2 separate regions of the Mus musculus genome follow, and region 2 is linked to region 1. A link is a loop called in an ENCODE intact Hi-C map of the cell type or tissue named here. Cell type or tissue: left cerebral cortex. All regions are shown on one strand. Each heading gives the region's core, and the rest is flanking DNA. Links, peaks and the distances in the headings are about the cores only. Region 1 holds the start of Lrrc4 (leucine rich repeat containing 4). Region 2 overlaps Snd1 (staphylococcal nuclease and tudor domain containing 1).

Region 1 (9,020 bases), core at 1,021-9,020:
CTTGTAGACTGTAGTTAGGGTACATGAGTAGCTTCAACAGATACATCACATGCGCATCTGTGAAGCAATTAATTTTAGGTGTGGAACCCTGATTCATAACCTAGTTTGCACGGATTATCCTGGTGGGCCCTAAATTCAACCAGAAGTGTCCCTCTAACTTACAGACAGGAAAGAAGAAAATGAGACAGTGTGACCATGGAGGCAGAGCCTAAGGGGACACATTGACAAGACAAGGGCTGCCTCCAGAAGTCAAGGCCACTCAAGATTCTTCAAGGAGCAAAGCCTTACTAGACTAAGAGCTTTGAGCTCCTAAATCTCCAAGAGAATTTGGTGGCTGAAGTCACTGACTATTATGTGGAAATGTTTTTATGGCAGCCAAAGAAATGAAGTCACTCTGCTGGGCGTGGTGGCGCAGGCCTTTAATCCCAACACCCAGGAGTCAGAGGCAGGCGGATTTCTGAGTTCGAGGCCAGCCTGGTCTACAAAGTGAGTTCCAGGACAGCCAGGGCTACACAGAGAAACCCTATCTCAAAAAACCAAAAAAAAAAAAAAAAAAAAAAAAAAAAAAAAAAAAAAAAAACCCACAAGAAATTAAGACACTCATTACTTCTGTAACCATAACAAAACTTCTTAAATCCACATATAAACTAGTGAATCTAATGGTTTCTTAGCTCAGTGCTGTGTTTACAGCCTTAAGTACCTATCAACAACCAGAAAATGTTACTAAAGTTATTCTATATACAGGTTATTAAAGAAAGCAAACCATTGGGCCTGGATGGGCCAGTGTATCTGCAAAGAGGGAAGGGGTATTCATAGGTGTTCTACTGGACATCTTTGATTGCTGGCCCTTATGTGTGACTGTGGCAAGAATGGTACCCCAAACTTACTTTCTCAAGAAAGGAAGAGCCAGCTAGCAAGCAGGAGGCCTGGCTTTTCACTCCAGCCCAAAGGCACCACCAGCCCTGGTGAAACTAGTCTCAGTAGAGAAAGTCTCAGTAGAGAAAGAAGCCTTTGTAATCTGTCCAGCTCCATGTAATTTCCCTCCCTCCCTTTCTTTTTCTCTAGACAGAGTCTCATATATCCCAGGCTGGCTTCAAAGTTGCTATGTAGGATGACTGTGAACTGAATTCTGGGGTTATAGGTGTGCTCTATCATGGCTAGTTAATGCAGTGCTTTTGATAGGCTTGAGCTATATCATAAGCCCAGCGCTCTGTAATGGTTATCAGCTACCTTGTCTTATTTCAGATGAAGTTTTAGAAAATGGCTCTTGCTAGGCTCTATGGAGTGCCTCAACCCTGCCACCTTCAATCCTGGGGACAGAATCTAAGGCACTGGAGATGCCATGTTGGAGATCTACTACAAAGCTATCGTCCCAGCCCACTTTGACTTCTTCTTCCTTTTTTTTTTTTTTAAAGATTTATTTATTTTATGTGAGTACACTGTCACTTTCTCCAGACACACCAGAAGAGGGCATCAGATGTCATTACAGATGGTTGTGAGCCACCATGTGGTTGCTGGGAATTGAACTCAGGACCTCTGGAAGAGCAATCTTAACCACTGAGCCCTCTCTCCGGCCTGACTTCCTCCTTCTTTAGTTTAAAGCTTTTCCCTTCACTTTCTTTAAAAGAGCAGAGATTTCTAGAGAAAACAACTTTCAGAGCATCTGTGTTGCCCTGGACCATCCACTCAAGGAAGAAATACATCCTATTGATGACTGTGGGCAATCGCAGCAGAGCCTCACTAGGGGATCAGAGGCAGTAAGGGAGCCTCCTCTAAGAGGAACAGAATCTTCAGTGGCCAGGTGACTCCAGAGAAGAAGCTCAGTCACTGCACTGGACAGGAGGCCATGAGCACTCCTACATGGAACATTTCTTACATTTTTTTTTTATCATTGCAAATTCACCAACTAATATCTTTCCTTGTCTCTTTGGAGAACAATTTTCATATTATTTTTCCTTCTTTATTCCTGTCTCTCAAATCTCTTCCTTTTCTTGCCCTTACTCTGATTCTGTTCTTGTTGGACCTCCCCAGAAGAAACCCAAAAGTATATTAGAAGCAAGATGGTACCCTGCTGTTACTTGCAAACCCCATGAGGCATTATGGACATCTAGTGGCTGCTGAGGATAATGCCTCAGGGACAGACATATTTGCAAAGTAGGGAGTGGGCCAGCCTGGCAGCCCTGGGTCCCTCTACATGAACATTCCTTTGACTTCTTATCAGAATCCCAAGTCATATGAAATGGCATGTTAGCACTATCAAAACTCCACCTTTACCCCCAAAACAGTAAGCATAGAACATGTCTGCTCACAAAGAATACAGAGCAAGCATTTGATAATATCTTCAAGCCCAGGCTTTAAAGGCCAATTAGCCACATATCAGCATACTGATAGAAGGAACTCAGAGGGACAGACTTTGATATTAACTAGTCATGTGACTTTAGGGAAGTTACCATGCCTTTCTGAGTTTCCTTAACATCAATAAAGTGAGAGGCCAAGTCAATATGATCTCTCTTAAGGATTCTTTAAAAATGAACATGCTGTGATCTGTGATCAGCTCTATTCCAGTCCTGTGGATGTTTATACTAAACTGAAGGGAACATTCTCTCCTCAGCTCCACAGCCTAATTCCAAGGCTACAACCCCAAAGGATCAGCCTTCTTCCCAAAGCTGCCTGTCTGAAAAGGAGGGAAAGTCATGGACTCTGAGAAGTAAGTGAAACTTTCTAGCCCATCTCCTTGATTTCATAAATCAAGGCATACTTCATTATACATTCTATCTAATCTGAAACAACAACCAGAACGCAGGCATCCCAACTTCAGTACAAGGCCCATTCTTCAAAACTGAGCTGCTGACCCAGGCTTTGGCCAGCCTCTTGAACACACCTTTAGCATTCTTTTAACAGTGCCTATGTGAAACTGCCCATGTTCTCAGTCCACTGCAGTGTTCCTTATTTAAATGTGAACTGCCTTCTCTTATTTCTTAGTGGTACTACTACAGATCCAGGCACCAGCCAGAACTACTAGTTGTGAGGGGCAAAATACCAGAGGAAACTCAGTAAGACGCTGGAAGACTGCTTCAGGTCAGGAGGACTGTGAACTGCAGGTTTGACAGCCTCTTCTTTAGTCTACTCTGTAGGTTCCAGGAACTTCTGTGGCCTAGCTGGCCCATAAAGGGTAAAGCAATCCCATGTAGCACTCCACTGAATTTGGGAACATTTACTCTAATCAGCACCGACTTCATTTACTACGAGATAATCTTGTTCCTAGTAGTGATTTAATCCAACTCAGCCCACCCTCCCTCCCATCTACCTTTACAATGTGGGGGCAGCAGCTGAACAGATGGGGCCCCAGTTTGCCTACACAAGCAGGAAACCAGTTCAGGCAGAGCCCCTTTTCCTGAAAGGAGAGAGAGGCACCATACTCCTGTGTGCCACCCATTCCCTAGTGATACCCACCCCCAATATCCCCAATAACACAACACTTTCCCTGCTTAGTTGCAGCTGGGTCAACGACAGCTTTCCCCACAGATTCCTGGTGTACCAGGCTCACATTTCCTGGGCCCACAAGACAGTGACATCCTTCTTACACACGGGCTTTAATGAGGAATTCAAAGGATTGGGGCACATGCCTGGAATTACAAGAGTTGAAAGGTTGAGGCTAGAGGATCGCTATGAATTCAAGGCCAGTCTAGGCTTTAAAACAAAACCCTGTCTCCAAGGGGAAAGCCACTGCAGAGTCAACTGGAATTAGACCTTAGCATGAGTGTAGGGCTTACCTCAGTTTCTAATTTCTCCCTCTGATCTCTCATCACAAGTGATACGTTTGTAGGACTGACTTTCTTAGTCCTTTCTCTCATGCTCTTTCTGATTTCTCATATACCCTTGATTGAATGTTCAGTCTCTCCCCAACCTTGCCTCCACCACTGGCCTGGGCAGTAGATACAGTGGATATTCTGTTAGGGATGAACTCACTGGTCTCATGAATTGAAGACTGACTTGAAAAGCTGACTGTCACTATCTGGCACAAGTGCTTTACCTGGAAAATGGAGACAACAGGGGGCAGTCTCTTCACCAGAGCAGTCGCAGGTACATTCTTAGCATGGTGGGCACACAAACACCCTAACAAGGACTAGCGAGTGGAGGGTGAAGTCTGACTGCATTAGTCTGTAAGAACACTCTGTGGAATCATGCCTACGCCCAAGAGCCCTGACACCAATCTGTGTGGGGCTTGTCAGGGTTCAAATCCTGGTGCTACAACTTAGTATATGTGGGACTCTAGTCACATACTTTATTCTACCCATTCATAAAATGAATCATAAAGAAATGGCTCAAAAATATCATGCTAATGTTTTTCCTTGACAGCGAATATAAATGTCACGGTCTTGGTAAAGGACAGGAATACAAAATTGTGGACATTGGAACTTTCTAGGACTTGGAGAAGGTTTAGGGTTTGAAGAAGCAGATAATACTGAGATTATGGCTGTGGTAGAGTTCAGGAAGTTGGGAAATCCTGGGGTCCTCATCCGTAAGTAACAGCCCACGTGGGAACAATGGGGTTAAACAACACACTTGTTAGATAACAGGCAAAAGCTGGGAGGATCTCAGTGATTCTACTGGACCTACAGCACAGTGCTAATCTATAGATTGTTTCACCCTCACATGGTTGAGAAAAGAGGTTCTTTTATGGAGGAAATGAGTTGGCAAATGCTGACCTATGCTTTTACAATAGCCTGTCAAAGCAGGGACCAGAACTCCCCTTTCAGCAAGCTGCTAAGGGACTCCCAGAGAGAGGCTGGTGCAGCTCCAGGGGCAGAAGGCATAAATTACCTTACTGGCCCCTGCATACAGGGGAGGGGAAGGGGGCATCTGAGAGGCAAGGCTGCAGGCAGCTCCCCAATGAATGAACCACGGGCTGCTGCACCATGGGTTCTCAGAACTCACCTCAATCCTCCCCAGGTTGTCATTTCCCCGACTCCTTGAATTTGGTCTTTCTTCCCACTGTTTCCCGCCCCCACAGCCCTCATTAAGAAAACTATCATTTAAAGCCCTAGTTACTGTGGGAGAGGGGAGGGGGCAAGAAAATGTTCGAGAGAGGGGACTGGAAGGACAGGCACAGAGTAAGGCGAAGCATAGACTTTGGTCTTCTGACTCAACGCAGCCCTTGCGTGGATTCGGCTGCCTGCCCCTAGGTCCCCACCATCCTGCAGATCCAAACTCTGGCCGCGCAGCCAGGCACCCCGTCAGCATTCAGCGGGGGTGCGGATGACGCGGGCGCTCGTAGGAGGCCGGCCAACTGCTGCAGCCCCACCGAGGGCCGCCGCACCCGGGCCCCTGAGCCCAGCAGTCCACGGCTGTAGGGTGCTGGGTGGCTCGGGTGGGGGCCGCGCAGTCTCCGCTGCAGCCCCGCACGGCTCCAGCCTATCAGCGGCCAACCAGCCACTCGCTCCGACCTGACCAAAATAGCTGCGAACGCCTGCGACTAGCGCGCAGCCCCTCACTTGACGCTCACTCGGACTCGCTCGCCCGCTCGCCCGCTCGGGCCGCTCCGATCGTCTAGAGGGGGCGGGGAGGAAGCTGCGGGGGAGGGGGGAGGGGGGTGGGGAAAAAGAAGGAAGGAAGGAAGGAAGGAAGGAAGGAAGGAAGGAAGGAAGGAAGGAAGAAGCGAGGAAGGCAGGCAGCCCTCCGCGACTCGGGGCTGCGCGGCGCGAGCCAGCGCGTGCTGGAAGGCGCGGCGTTAACCCCTTGAGGGCAGGCGGCAGAGGGAGAGCGGTGTTAATACATAAGAGCACTGCATCACGCTAATCTTCTCCCTAGAACAGTATGCGTCAGCAGTACATTCACGTTCTGACTGAAGGACAAAAGGATGAGAGAGCAGTCTGCGTGGCTGCCACCTGCAACACCGCGAGCCCGGCGCGAGGAGGAGACGGTGGGCGCCGAGCGCAGGGGCCCCGCTGCTGCCACCGCCGCCGCTAGCCAGCGGGGACCATGTTCACCGGCTTCGGAGCGTTTCCCGCAGCCGCTACCCCCACTGCTCACGCTGCCGTCGCCAGCGCTCTGGCCGCTGCAGCAGCCCGCTGGCAGCTCCGTTGCTGAAGGCTCCGGGAGCCCAGCGGCGAACTCGCACTCTCCGCACAAAGCCGGGGCCGGCGGCGCGCCGGGAGCCCAGCAGTGGCGGGCGGCGGCGGGCGCTTGCGCGCTGCCGGGGGCTGCGGCCGCCGCCGCTGCCGGACCCGCGCCCGCCCCCGGACTCCCTGAAGGGGCCTGCGGTGCGGGCGCGACCGCGGGCGCTGCGCGCTCCTCCGTTCGCGGACTGGGTCCCAGCACCACGTCCACGCCGCTGCCCCTCTGGGGCTGGACGGATTACCGCTCCCCGCACCAGCAGACGGCGGGACTGGAGAACTGAGCCCAGTTTTTGTCTTTTTAACCCTTCCGAGAAGAGGCGAAGAGAAAAGGGGGTGTGTGCCTAGGGAGGGCGAAGGCGCAGCGAACACCTCTTAACTCTCGCAGCCCCGCGAGCTCACGACTGCAATCAGCTGCCGCCAGCTCTGGGCGGCCGACGCTGGGAAAGCAGAGTGGAGAGCAGCGCAGCAACCAGCGAGCGCGGCCTGGGCGGCTTCGGGAGCGCCCCCGCACCCCCATCCCCCGCGGCGGCCCAGGGAGAGGGCTGGGGGCTGGAGACACACTTTGGCGATGAAGCGCCTTCTCCCGCGACTGGAACAAGCTGGTGCCAGGGTCCAAGGACAAAGCAGGGAAGCGCTGGTGGCGCCGCTCCTCGGGCTCTCGGGGGGGCATGCACCTGCATAGCCCGCCGGGCCTTGGCTCTCCCTGGCGCGCCTCAACTCCGCGGCTTCGCCGGCTCCGGATTTACTAGAAGCCATTTTGTCTCCCCTACCCCTCCCCTCCCCTCCCCTCTGCCCTCCCTGCCCCCACTACTTCCCCCTTTGTTAATTAAAACTAAAGTCAGAATGGGAACGATGAGCCCAGCTCTCGTGGAGAAAGCTTAAGGACACAGCGCTAATTCTTTCCTGCTTTCCTTCCGAGGTAGGTGACAGGGAATTGGGTGGGGATGGTCGCAACGTGGGAGAGAGTCTTAGCTTTCTATGGGTTGGCCTTGAGGGTGGGCTGGTAGATGAGGGGCCGCTCAGTAGTTTCGCAGGGTTTTTCTAGGCCGATCTGCTTGTCTCTAATCGCCCCCTCCCCACCTCCTTCTCCAGATGGAAAGAGGAGCTCCTAGCTCACTTAAGCCGGGGTAAGGCTGGTTCTCTTTTCCAAGCCAAAATCCCAGGCGATGGTGAATTATGAACGTGCCACACCATGAAGCTCTTGTGGCAGGTAACTGTGCACCACACCTGGAATGCCGTCCTGCTTCCCGTCGTCTACCTCACGGCGCAAGTGTGGATTCTGTGTGCAGCCATCGCTGCTGCCGCTTCAGCCGGGCCCCAAAACTGCCCCTCCGTCTGTTCCTGCAGTAACCAGTTCAGCAAGGTGGTGTGCACCCGCCGGGGACTCTCTGAGGTCCCACAGGGTATTCCTTCCAACACCCGGTATCTCAACCTCATGGAAAACAACATCCAGATGATTCAGGCCGACACCTTCAGGCACCTCCATCACCTGGAGGTCCTGCAGCTGGGCAGGAACTCCATCAGGCAGATAGAGGTGGGGGCCTTCAATGGCCTCGCCAGTCTCAACACTCTGGAACTGTTCGACAACTGGCTGACAGTCATCCCCAGTGGGGCCTTTGAGTACCTGTCCAAACTGCGGGAGCTCTGGCTGCGAAACAATCCCATTGAGAGCATCCCTTCTTATGCCTTCAACCGGGTGCCCTCCCTCATGCGTCTGGACTTGGGGGAACTCAAGAAGCTGGAGTATATCTCTGAGGGGGCTTTTGAGGGGCTGTTCAACCTCAAGTACCTGAACTTGGGCATGTGCAACATTAAGGATATGCCCAATCTTACACCCCTGGTGGGGCTCGAGGAGCTTGAGATGTCAGGGAACCACTTTCCTGAGATCAGGCCTGGGTCCTTCCATGGCCTAAGCTCCCTCAAAAAACTGTGGGTGATGAACTCACAGGTCAGCCTGATTGAGCGGAATGCTTTTGACGGACTGGCTTCCCTCGTGGAACTCAACTTAGCCCACAATAACCTCTCATCTTTGCCCCATGACCTCTTCACACCCCTGAGATACCTGGTGGAGTTGCACCTACACCACAATCCTTGGAACTGTGATTGTGATATTCTGTGGCTGGCTTGGTGGCTTCGGGAGTATATCCCAACCAATTCCACCTGCTGTGGCCGCTGTCATGCTCCCATGCACATGCGAGGCCGCTACCTGGTAGAGGTGGACCAGGCTGCCTTTCAGTGCTCTGCCCCTTTCATCATGGATGCACCCCGGGACCTCAATATCTCTGAGGATCGGATGGCAGAACTGAAGTGTCGGACTCCCCCTATGTCCTCTGTGAAGTGGTTGCTGCCCAATGGGACAGTGCTCAGCCACGCCTCCCGGCATCCCCGGATCTCTGTTCTCAATGATGGCACCTTGAACTTTTCTCGTGTGCTGCTCATAGACACTGGAGTATACACATGCATGGTGACCAATGTGGCAGGCAACTCCAATGCCTCGGCCTACCTCAATGTGAGCTCGGCCGAGCTCAACACCCCCAACTTCAGCTTCTTCACCACTGTAACAGTGGAAACCACAGAGATATCACCTGAGGACATAACACGGAAGTACAAGCCTGTTCCCACCACATCCACTGGTTACCAGCCGGCATATACCACCTCTACCACGGTGCTCATTCAGACCACCCGTGTGCCCAAGCAGGTGCCAGTACCCTCCACAGATACCACTGACAAGATGCAGACCAGCCTGGATGAAGTCATGAAGACCACCAAGATCATCATTGGCTGCTTTGTGGCAGTGACTCTCCTAGCTGCTGCCATGTTGATTGTCTTCTATAAACTTCGCAAGCGGCACCAGCAGCGGAGTACAGTCACAGCTGCCAGGACAGTAGAGATTATCCAGGT
Region 2 (9,189 bases), core at 398-8,397, 79 kb after region 1:
AATAAAAAGGTACAAGAGCTTGTAGGGAAAACAAATCTCTGGATGATTTAAAACTGTATCTTCTATGTCAGGTTATAACCATGTACTGTGTGTAAGCTTCTGGGACTGCTTAGCAGTATTGTTAATCAACACTGTTAACATTTTTACACCATCTCTGTCTATACCACTTCTCAAGGCCCTCTGTTTAACCCCTTTACCACCAAACCAGAAAGGAGGGCTCCCTGGTGGACAGCAGATCCTCTGTTCCTCTAACCTGTTCTCAGCTATACGTAAGTACCACCAGGACCAGGCAAGCTGCTTGGCCTTTTATTAGCAGAGCAGCTGAATAATTTATAAAGGTTGCACAGGGCCCATTAGAAGTGTCCTGGCAGTAATAGCTGGCTTAGGACTTTGCTTACTCAGGGCTAAAGTTTAATTTGTCAGTAAACACCCAGCTCATAAACCCATCCCACAGGTCTGACCTGCTCTTTCCACAATCACATGTCCTAGCCATGCTCTCTTAGGTACGTATGTTCTTATTGGTGTCACCTTGTGGGCCAAGAAAACAAATCCAACCCCCAAATGATGACTACAACGTGTATCTCCATGACTATATCTCCCAAGAGGGGTGGCTGTTATCGTCTTTTTGAGCTTTGTTTTTGGTTATACCACAAGAAAGGCACTATTGGATTGGTTTCTAGCCAGCAAGGGCACAGGCAGATACAATGAATGAGCAAAGGCTGGAACCCCCCTTACTGCCTCCAGAAATATAAGAGGTGAGAGCTGGGTAACTCATTGCTAATATGGGTGCTACATTCTAAAAGAGGGCACATAAAGCAAGATTAAGAAAACGTGCTGTTATTTAGCAGGTTAATATACTTTTCTATACCTCAATTTTCTCATTTGTAAAATAGGGATTGTACTGTTAATTACCTCAGAAAGCTGTGGTTGGAGCTAAATCTACAAGTACAGTAAATACCCACTAAGCAAAAGCTAGTATTAGAAGATCAGAACAGTAATGAACCAGAGAAAACAAATCCAACCCATTTAGTCTATGGAAAAACAGAGGCCACAGAAGCTAATGTACCTGTTCAGGGTTCTGTAACTCTGGGCAGATGCCAGCATTATTCTGATTCTCTTAAGACACCCAGTTTGGTCTCTTAGATGTCAGAACTGCTATGGCTTTACCAGTCTGTGGGAACACTGTGGGGATTGTTTTTCTGAAATTTTAAATAATTAAAATGTTATACCTGCCCCCTCTAGCCCAAAAAGGTTAATCAGTTCATTCATTCATTCATTCATTCATTCATTCATTCACTCACTCAGGTTCAAGCACTACTCCATCCATGTACTGCTACAAGGAATTAAGTGGTGACAAGACCAGTAACAGCCCTGTCTTCAAGCATCTTACAGACTTAAGCCATAGTAACATGATAAGGAGATGGCAGGGACTGGAGCAATGAGTTAGACATGCCTTAACTGAGGTCACTCATGCTTGCGCTGGTCTCCAGAAAGATGGTAAACACTAGTTTCAGCATATGCATCCATGAATATTCATGAATACATGTAATAAGAAATTACAGTGCCCTCTATGAATTTCATTCTTGGGTTACCATAATAGAGACCAATACACTACCACTAATGACTTTTTATAAGAACAGACCCCTGCAGGTCTTTGGTCTCCCCTCCCAGGCTATCCCGGTGTAGAGGGGTTAAGGGGTTAAGGTAAGAACACGGGGTAATGAAAGTGGAATTCACTTCAGATTCTATCAGGTGAAGGTCATTTCTCATCTCTCTTGAGGTTCAATTCTTTGCCCTTAGCATTTGTGTTAGGGCCCAAGAAATTCCTGCCTCCAGAATCAGATCAGGGGATCAAAGAGCTATTCTTAATGTCTCAGTTGAGGCCAACTGAAGGAGGGAATGGAGGCAGAGGCAGGCTACTCACTCCAGCATTTAGCGGTCCTCCTCCACAACGGGGCCATTGAGTGGGTGCCACAATAGATGGCTGAGAATAAAAGGCTGAAGGAAAGCATACAGAGTCCCCTTGCACAGAGTCGGTCATTCATCACCAGGCAAGTGCCAATATCTGGGAACAGCAATCTCAATTTCTGCAAATCCTCCAACCTGCAACAGCTGCTAGTGACTCTGGTGGGCGACTTTCCTGCTTACTAGAGTTTGCAATACCCAGCCCTGGCCAGGAGCCAAGGAGACATTACTTAGGGTAGAGCCAAGCTGGCTGCAGTGAGCAGCAACAATGGACTTCACAGCTTATAAAGCAGCTTACAAAGGGCTCCCGTGTATTTCAAAAAGCACTTCAGATAGCTGGTGAGAGAAGCTATCTGCACACACGCAGTCAAGCAGTTTATTCCTAACCCACTTAATTCAAGGTTTCTGTCAGAAGCCAGGATATATTGGAGGCAGGGACAGAGAGCCACGAGGTAGGATGCCGGGACGCAGTTATGGCACATCTCCTTTTCGTAGAGAACCTGCTCAGCAGGAAGGGGAGTGGCTGGCAGTAGCCAGCATTTCAAATGGATAGCCAATGTAAGAGAACTAAGGCAGGCTATGGGATTCTGGGCTCTTTAGAGAGCTATCTGTCTTGCTTTCATCAGCACCCTTAAGTAGCATCTGTAAATGTTACTAATGCCCACTGCTATACCAACCAAGTGGACTGCAAAGGTCTTCTGTCCTGCCTTACCACCTGATGTCTCTGGGGACCACTTACCAACTCCTTGCCATGCAGGCTATCCTATAAGGTACAGTTTTGTTTTCAGAGAACAGGTTCACCAAGAAACAGGCCTAGAAACCAAAGAAGCCAAAGACTGAGCACAGAATGCATGTGCTCACAGGTGGTAAACACTGAATGTACCCAAAAGGGACTTTCCATAGAAGAGATGCAGAGGTATGGAGCAATTTTCTATTAATTTTATCTGGTCCATTACCTTTTTATTTTGTTCAGGCGTTGAGACAGGGTTGGGTCCAGGCTGGCCATTTTAAAACTTGCTATGTAGCCATGGATCATACCAATCTTAGATCTTTCTGCCTTCACTTACAGAGGGCTGGGGATTGAATTCAGAGTGTCCTGTTAGGTTAGCACTTATCACCCAAGCTGCTGCACACTGTCTACAAGGTCTTAGAGAACTTCATGTGTGTTTTGTTCACAGAAGATGAACTGATGCAAAGGCATGTGGCAGAGTCAGCAGAACTTGGACTGTGAAATGGACATGGAAGGACTCACTGGACTTTGGAGTCCCTTGGTGAACCTAAGTATCTGTCATGCTGGGTGTGAATTTCCTAGGGGAAACTCTGATTCAGCCCAGCCCAGGTAAGATGTGTATAAGACCAACTGATACAATTAGAAGACACACAGAAGCCTGTATCAGATATGTGAAGTGGAAGTTAGGGAAGTAATACGGCTCAAATGCTACTATGATGAAGAAACCAAAGGAGCCAAGTCTAGTCTAGACCTTCGTTTTACTAGGCCTATCCTCTCAATAACTGATAAATATGATGTGATAGTACTTACCGCAAGTTCAAACTCATAGCAGGAGGCATACCATCATGAAAGGAGGCTTAGAATTACATCTGTCCAGGCCATGTAATGTCTTTTATTACTTAGTGTATGACATATTATGTGCAGCAATAAGACAGATTTTATTGTATTTTTGAAAATTAGTGCTAAGGTCTAGGCTCAAAGCCCTGCACATAGCAGGCAATGTTCAGCCAGAGAGCACATGCCCAGCTGCAGGCATCAGGCTCTGAGTTAGTGAATTACAAGCTTGTACCTCACCAGCCTCGTAGGTGCTTATATCTTATTTACTCAGGAATTAGTTAGCAGAGGAGAGAGAGAGAGAGAGAGAGAGAGAGAGAGAGAGAGAGAGAGAGAGAGAGAGAGAGAGAGACTGAGCAAGCTTGCTTTAGAAAGAAATAAGGGAAATTACTTATATCAACTGCAGAATTTTGGTTGTCTACCCAGAATGCACCTTGATTTGCAATATGCATTTGAGACCCTTTTACACTATTTTAAAAGTGTATAGTGAGTGTGTGTGTGTGTGTGTGGGGGGGGTGTAAAAGAACTGGTCTTTTACCAAAAAAGGTCCCTGTAAGTCAGAACTTAAAGAAACAAAATCAGATATTGAATTATAGAAAAAGCACTACATGTGTGCTGATCAGCCAATGCAAGCTTTCTGCCCTTAATCAGCAAGCTCCAGGTTAGGAAGAGCTGGGAGAGGCTGGGAAGGCTCTGGTCCCAGTCCATGACTGTGCAGTTTTCATTTGGTTCTCGAGATCTTTATGATGAAGTTGCTATCTACCATGAGCAGGGGCTGGGCAAGAGGATTTAACTGCTGGCACCTCTCATCTTAAGGGGCTACTTCTGTGCTGGCAATTCACGATCTAGTATGCAGGGCAGTGAAGTCCAAATGCTAACCCTTCGAAGGCCTCCACCATCTTCTTTTCTTCCCCTGCAGTGCTGAGCAATAGCAGGTGTAAGTAACCACTGGCTTTTACAAGGGGGGATGGGAGCACAGATACAGGCAAGAACAAGTATCTGTTACCATGTCTTCCACCCACTGCTCTGGGAAGGAGAAAACTCTGCTCTCTTCAAATCAAAGCAGGCTGCTTACAAGGAATACCACATGAGTGAGAAAGATGGCCACTCTACGCAATATGCCTATTTTGATACGAAGGGTTGTTGTTGTTACCATTTCCCAATCAGTAGCACTCACGAGCATATCTAAACTTGGAAAAGAATAAAAAAAATTCCCTGTTAAACAATGAGAATCAAGAGTAAAAAGAAATAGCAGTTTGCTGAAAAACAGACTAAAATATATCAGGGCCTTAGAGTTATTTCTGCATTCCCTGCACATACAACATCATTCATGAAGAAGGCAATGGTACAAATATAGCATAAATGTCGTCTGCTCTAGCTTGTAATTTAAAATGCAAATGCTAATGAGTGAACTGGCGTATCAGTGGAGTTAATAACCGCATGCCTAGCACAGGGGCTGCATCCAAAACACACACCGAGAAGAGACAGACACCATGTTCCAATTTAAAAATAAAAACACCCAAATTAACCCTAGAAAAATCACTAGCAGATGTACAAGCTCAGGAAAAGGAGGCACACAAGGGCAGGGAAACAGGGACTTCTCTGCTAGTCTGCTGACTGGTAGACTTAGCCACCTTCATCCACAGTAAAGGTGTGCACAGGAGTCCCAGTGTTTATCCGGGAATTCTATGTAAAGCAACATTAGACTACACAGAAGGGAGGACTACACACAGGGAAGCCTGAGAGCGCCAATGTCAAGTTCTTCCACAGCCCATTTTAGAACCCTGTTAGCAGGGAGCCATAGAAGATGTACTTCTCATTTATTTTTTCATAGGCAAAGAGAAAAGAAACCCTGGTTAAACCTTTCCAAAACCTCTAAGTAATTGAAATAAATGGAAAAAAGCTTCAGTAGTGACTGCATTTGTCTCAGATGCTTCCCACATATGACAGGGACTTCTGTGCCTCATTTCTGCACATATGGGGCGATGCCTGGCACCTCTCCGTCAGAATAGGAATGTTCCTATGAGGCACAGCTCCCAGGGCTTCGGTGGCCTCATGCGTGGTGAGTCAAAGTCTGTGAGGCCTTGTAAAGGCCAACTGAGGGAATGCGCATGGTGGCCCACACCAGGCAACTTTCAAGTGTGTAGCTCCCATACAAACTGTACAATTTCATGCAAATCCAGACATCAGTTGGAGAGACCCCAGCAACTTTATGAACAAGCTGCAAGGGGAGCAATGACCTAGGGCAGAAGAGAAGGGCCAAGACCATTTATTTCATTGTTCAATAATGAACAGGTTAAATGATGTAAATTGAGAGGCAGTTCTCATAGCAACCAAGATACTTCTTACAAGTAGTGTGTACTGTTCATGCTGAGGCTACTCACTACAAGAAATGTCATAACATTTCTCTTAAAAAATAATTATTAACTGTTATATATATGCTTTGCTTGCATGTAGGTCTACATACATGTGTTTGCTTGGTGCCTGTGGAGACCAAAAGGGGGTGTCAGATCCCCTGGGACTGGTGTTACAGAGAGTTGTGAGCTGCCATGTGGGTGCTAGAACCAAATCTGCAAACAAGTGCACTTAGCTGCTGAGCCATCCGTCCATTCCTCCTTTTAATTTTAAATCATCAAATTATTTCCTCCTTTTAGTTTTAAATCATCAAATTATTTTTTATGTTTCCTGTCTTTCATCCAGGGTCTGCTTCTATAATCTTTCTGGCCAAGCAGACTCCCTCATAAAGCTAGGCTAGTGGAGAGTAGCCTAATCTAGGATGCCTTTTCACCAGTGCTAGTTGGTAAATAGAAAATGCCAGCAAGCTGATGTAATGGTGCTGAGAGAAAACTACAACAAACAACCCTCTACCAAAATGTATTCTGAAAATGCCATGGAATGCAATGGGCACAACCAGAGAGACTGTGCTATAACTGAACACATGCCAATGGACCTCTCAGATCCCTGGAAACTTCCTCTTCACCATTCCCTGCCCTAAGAAGATTCAGCAAGGAACCCTTGTTGAAGTAGAAAAGGAAGAGGAGGAGGAACTGTAAAGGAAAAAGCACACAGCCCTGCTTCTGGCTCCTTCTCAGGGCTCGTACTCTCTGTGAATGACAGGTTTTGTTTCTACCAAGGATCACCCTTATCTCACCTAAACCAAGACTCTGAACTAATAAGACCACAAAAAGCACTGGCAGCCTTCTGCGAAGTCGAAGAGTTCAGAAGGAATCTTCCCAGCGATCAGCCAAAGGCATTCCAAGTGGAGGATTATACAATGTTTCTTTGGCACACAGAACCCAAGTGAGACAGGATCAATTGAACAGTTTGACTTGGAGGCCACAGAAGTCTGACACACTCCACAGAGGGTTCCACAATGAAAAGCCCCTGGCTGACACAGGCTGACACAGAATTGCCATAGGGCCTTGCTGTTTCCTTCAACCCCTGGTCACCATCATCATACCAAGATAATTTGGCTTGTCTGAATGAAACAATTGTTGAGGAATCTGAAAATCAGAATCCTTAAGTGTTTCAGCTACAAGGTCTGTGGCTCCCTTAAACTATGCTGAACAAATTTTATTTTTACTGATGACTTTATTACTTTGCCTTGTTCAGAAAAATATTTGAAGTGGCTATTGAACTAATTGAAGCCCTCCCTCTTGTCTCCTGAAACACTATTTTATCCTTTGAGCCCTATGGTCCACTCCCAGATACGGGCATTTCCATTCTCACTGAAGATGACATACCATTAAAATACTATGGAACAGGGTACCCTGCCTTGGCCCAAACTAGCAGTCTGTCCCACTGGTCTCTGAATCTAGAACTTCTGGGTTTCAGAGCAGGACGGTTAGCTCTCTAAGAGTATCACAATGCTTATTTACTGTTTCAGAATCTCCAAGTGAGTCTCATCTGTTTGTAATTTAAGGTTGTGTTTCTCTTTCTCCTACCTCATGTTTTGTTTGCTATTATTACTGTTTTGAGACTGTACTCCAGGCTGGCCTGGAACTATGCCAATCTTCCTGCCTTAGCCGCTCATGTGTCGGGATGACTGATCTGAACAGCCCAGCTACCCTATCCTTAAAATATTTGTTCCCCTTTATGTCTATACATTCCTTCCTGCTAGAAGGCTCCAACTTTATCATGCATTTCTATCTTCCTTAAGATGGTGCCCAGAGGACAGAAAACATTATTAAATAACCATGCCAATGAATGTCTCATAAGTTATGAGGCAGTGCATTCTGGGGCTGGTTCATGATTGAGAAGGTAGACAATCAGCCTACAGTTAGAGGCTTTGCTCTTTCACCTGCCCGTGAGCAGGCAGAGACTTCACGCTGAGGCCACAGCACTGAAGCTCAATGGGAGGAAAGTCCTTTGAGAAGAAGTTTGTTGAGAAAGTCCCACAGAAGCAGACACAGCGATGAGGACTGCATCCTTTTCGTAAGGCAATTCTTCTGAGAACTGAGACAGGCAAAAATGTTCTGCCTAGATAGCCAATCTGCCAAAAGAAAAGCTCCACATCTTCTGCTACCTTCCCTGGAAGGTTTTTCATCCCTCAATTACTTGTTCTTTCCTCTGCTCTTTTGCTGTGCTTTGCATCTGGGTTTGCCATCCTGTATTACCCTCCCCCACACCCCTCCATCCCAGTGAAATACAACTGGTACAATGGCAGTGTTGGCAGGCAGGGACTTTAAGGGATGGATTATTTACTGGAGGAGTAGGAGTTAGGAAGTGACCCTGCTCTTCGGAATTTTTCTCTTTTAGTTATACACTTGCCCTTCAACTTTCTACCTTGAGTTGAAGCAGCAGGGGTTCCCACAGAAGCAAGCAGATGCTGGTACCACTCGGGATTTAGATGACACGGCTTCCAGAACTGAGAGCCAGAATCCACTTCTTCCCCATACGCATTACCAGTCTCAGCTTAGCTGGGTCATGGCCACAACACAAAAGGAACTAAGACAATTCTTACGATGTGCTGCTTTCATTTATGATAATTCTAATTTTATTATTACTTGGTTTTATATGGCTGTGTATATTACTAAATTAAAAGTTAATTTGAGAGCATAAACTATCTTGTTAATTTATGTACCTACCTTGTAATAAATTTGTGAGAACTCTGGGCCTTGTCACAAATGCTGCCCAAACCTGTTGTGGCAATAATTTCCTGTAAGTGACATTTTGGGATGCTCTTCATCATAAAAATAAATAAATAGCTACAGAATCTCCGGAAGGTCTCTTGTCAAACTGCCTATTTCAGGTGACGGGTCCCAACTGAAAACACACAGGCAGAGGAGACATCCAAACTGGGAAGTCCCAAGAGAAAGAATATCCCACTTTACAAATATCCATTAAGTTGCAATTCAATTAAAACATCTGAAAGGAATTCATAAGTATCAGCAGACCCTGTAATTGCTTAATTAAGGATAGAAGCCCAGCAAACACAACCACAGTAACAGTCTGATTCATTAGCACCTCTCTGATAGCAGAATGGGGTTTCTCACTTAAACATACATTGGCTTTAATTGTGTAATTTGGTTAGGCACTGGTAATCAATGGGGATCTACCATTCCTGGGGCCCGGAGATGAGAAGGATGCTCCTGTTTACCTTCCCTCCCTTGCTCTCATTACAAGTTTTTGGTCTATTGAAACAAGCAGTTGATATTCCA

Evidence for each region. A loop is a pair of places that touch in the nucleus more often than their neighbours do. Peaks named below come from ENCODE experiments on the same cell type or tissue, not always from the same donor. Only the 100,000 strongest peaks of a DNase experiment are listed, where the experiment ranks them.
Region 2: a loop joins it to region 1, with 2.6 times the contacts of the local background. A loop is called at or near these places in 2 of 42 quality-filtered maps.

What each region holds. Positions count from the first base shown.
Region 1 is chr6:28,829,906-28,838,925 of GRCm38, reverse strand. The region is part of intron 16 of Snd1 (staphylococcal nuclease and tudor domain containing 1); the gene reads right to left. Lrrc4 (leucine rich repeat containing 4) reads left to right here and starts at 7,179. Exons shown (of 1, transcript NM_138682.2): 1 at 7,179-9,020. The coding sequence starts at 7,312. In left cerebral cortex, for the core only: CTCF peaks have their summits at 2,113, 4,044 (motif pointing right) and 5,904; DNase peaks (open chromatin) are centred at 7,341, 8,059, 8,422, 8,991 and 6 more places; H3K4me3 peaks cover 4,436 bases; H3K27ac peaks cover 4,097 bases.
Region 2 is chr6:28,749,727-28,758,915 of GRCm38, reverse strand. All of the region lies in intron 15 of Snd1 (staphylococcal nuclease and tudor domain containing 1), which reads right to left. Among named protein-coding and RNA genes, the nearest start is that of Lrrc4, 77 kb to the left of the region's middle. In left cerebral cortex, for the core only: no CTCF peak of the experiment used is centred there; DNase peaks (open chromatin) are centred at 2,084, 4,585, 5,069 and 5,496; H3K27ac peaks cover 4,705 bases.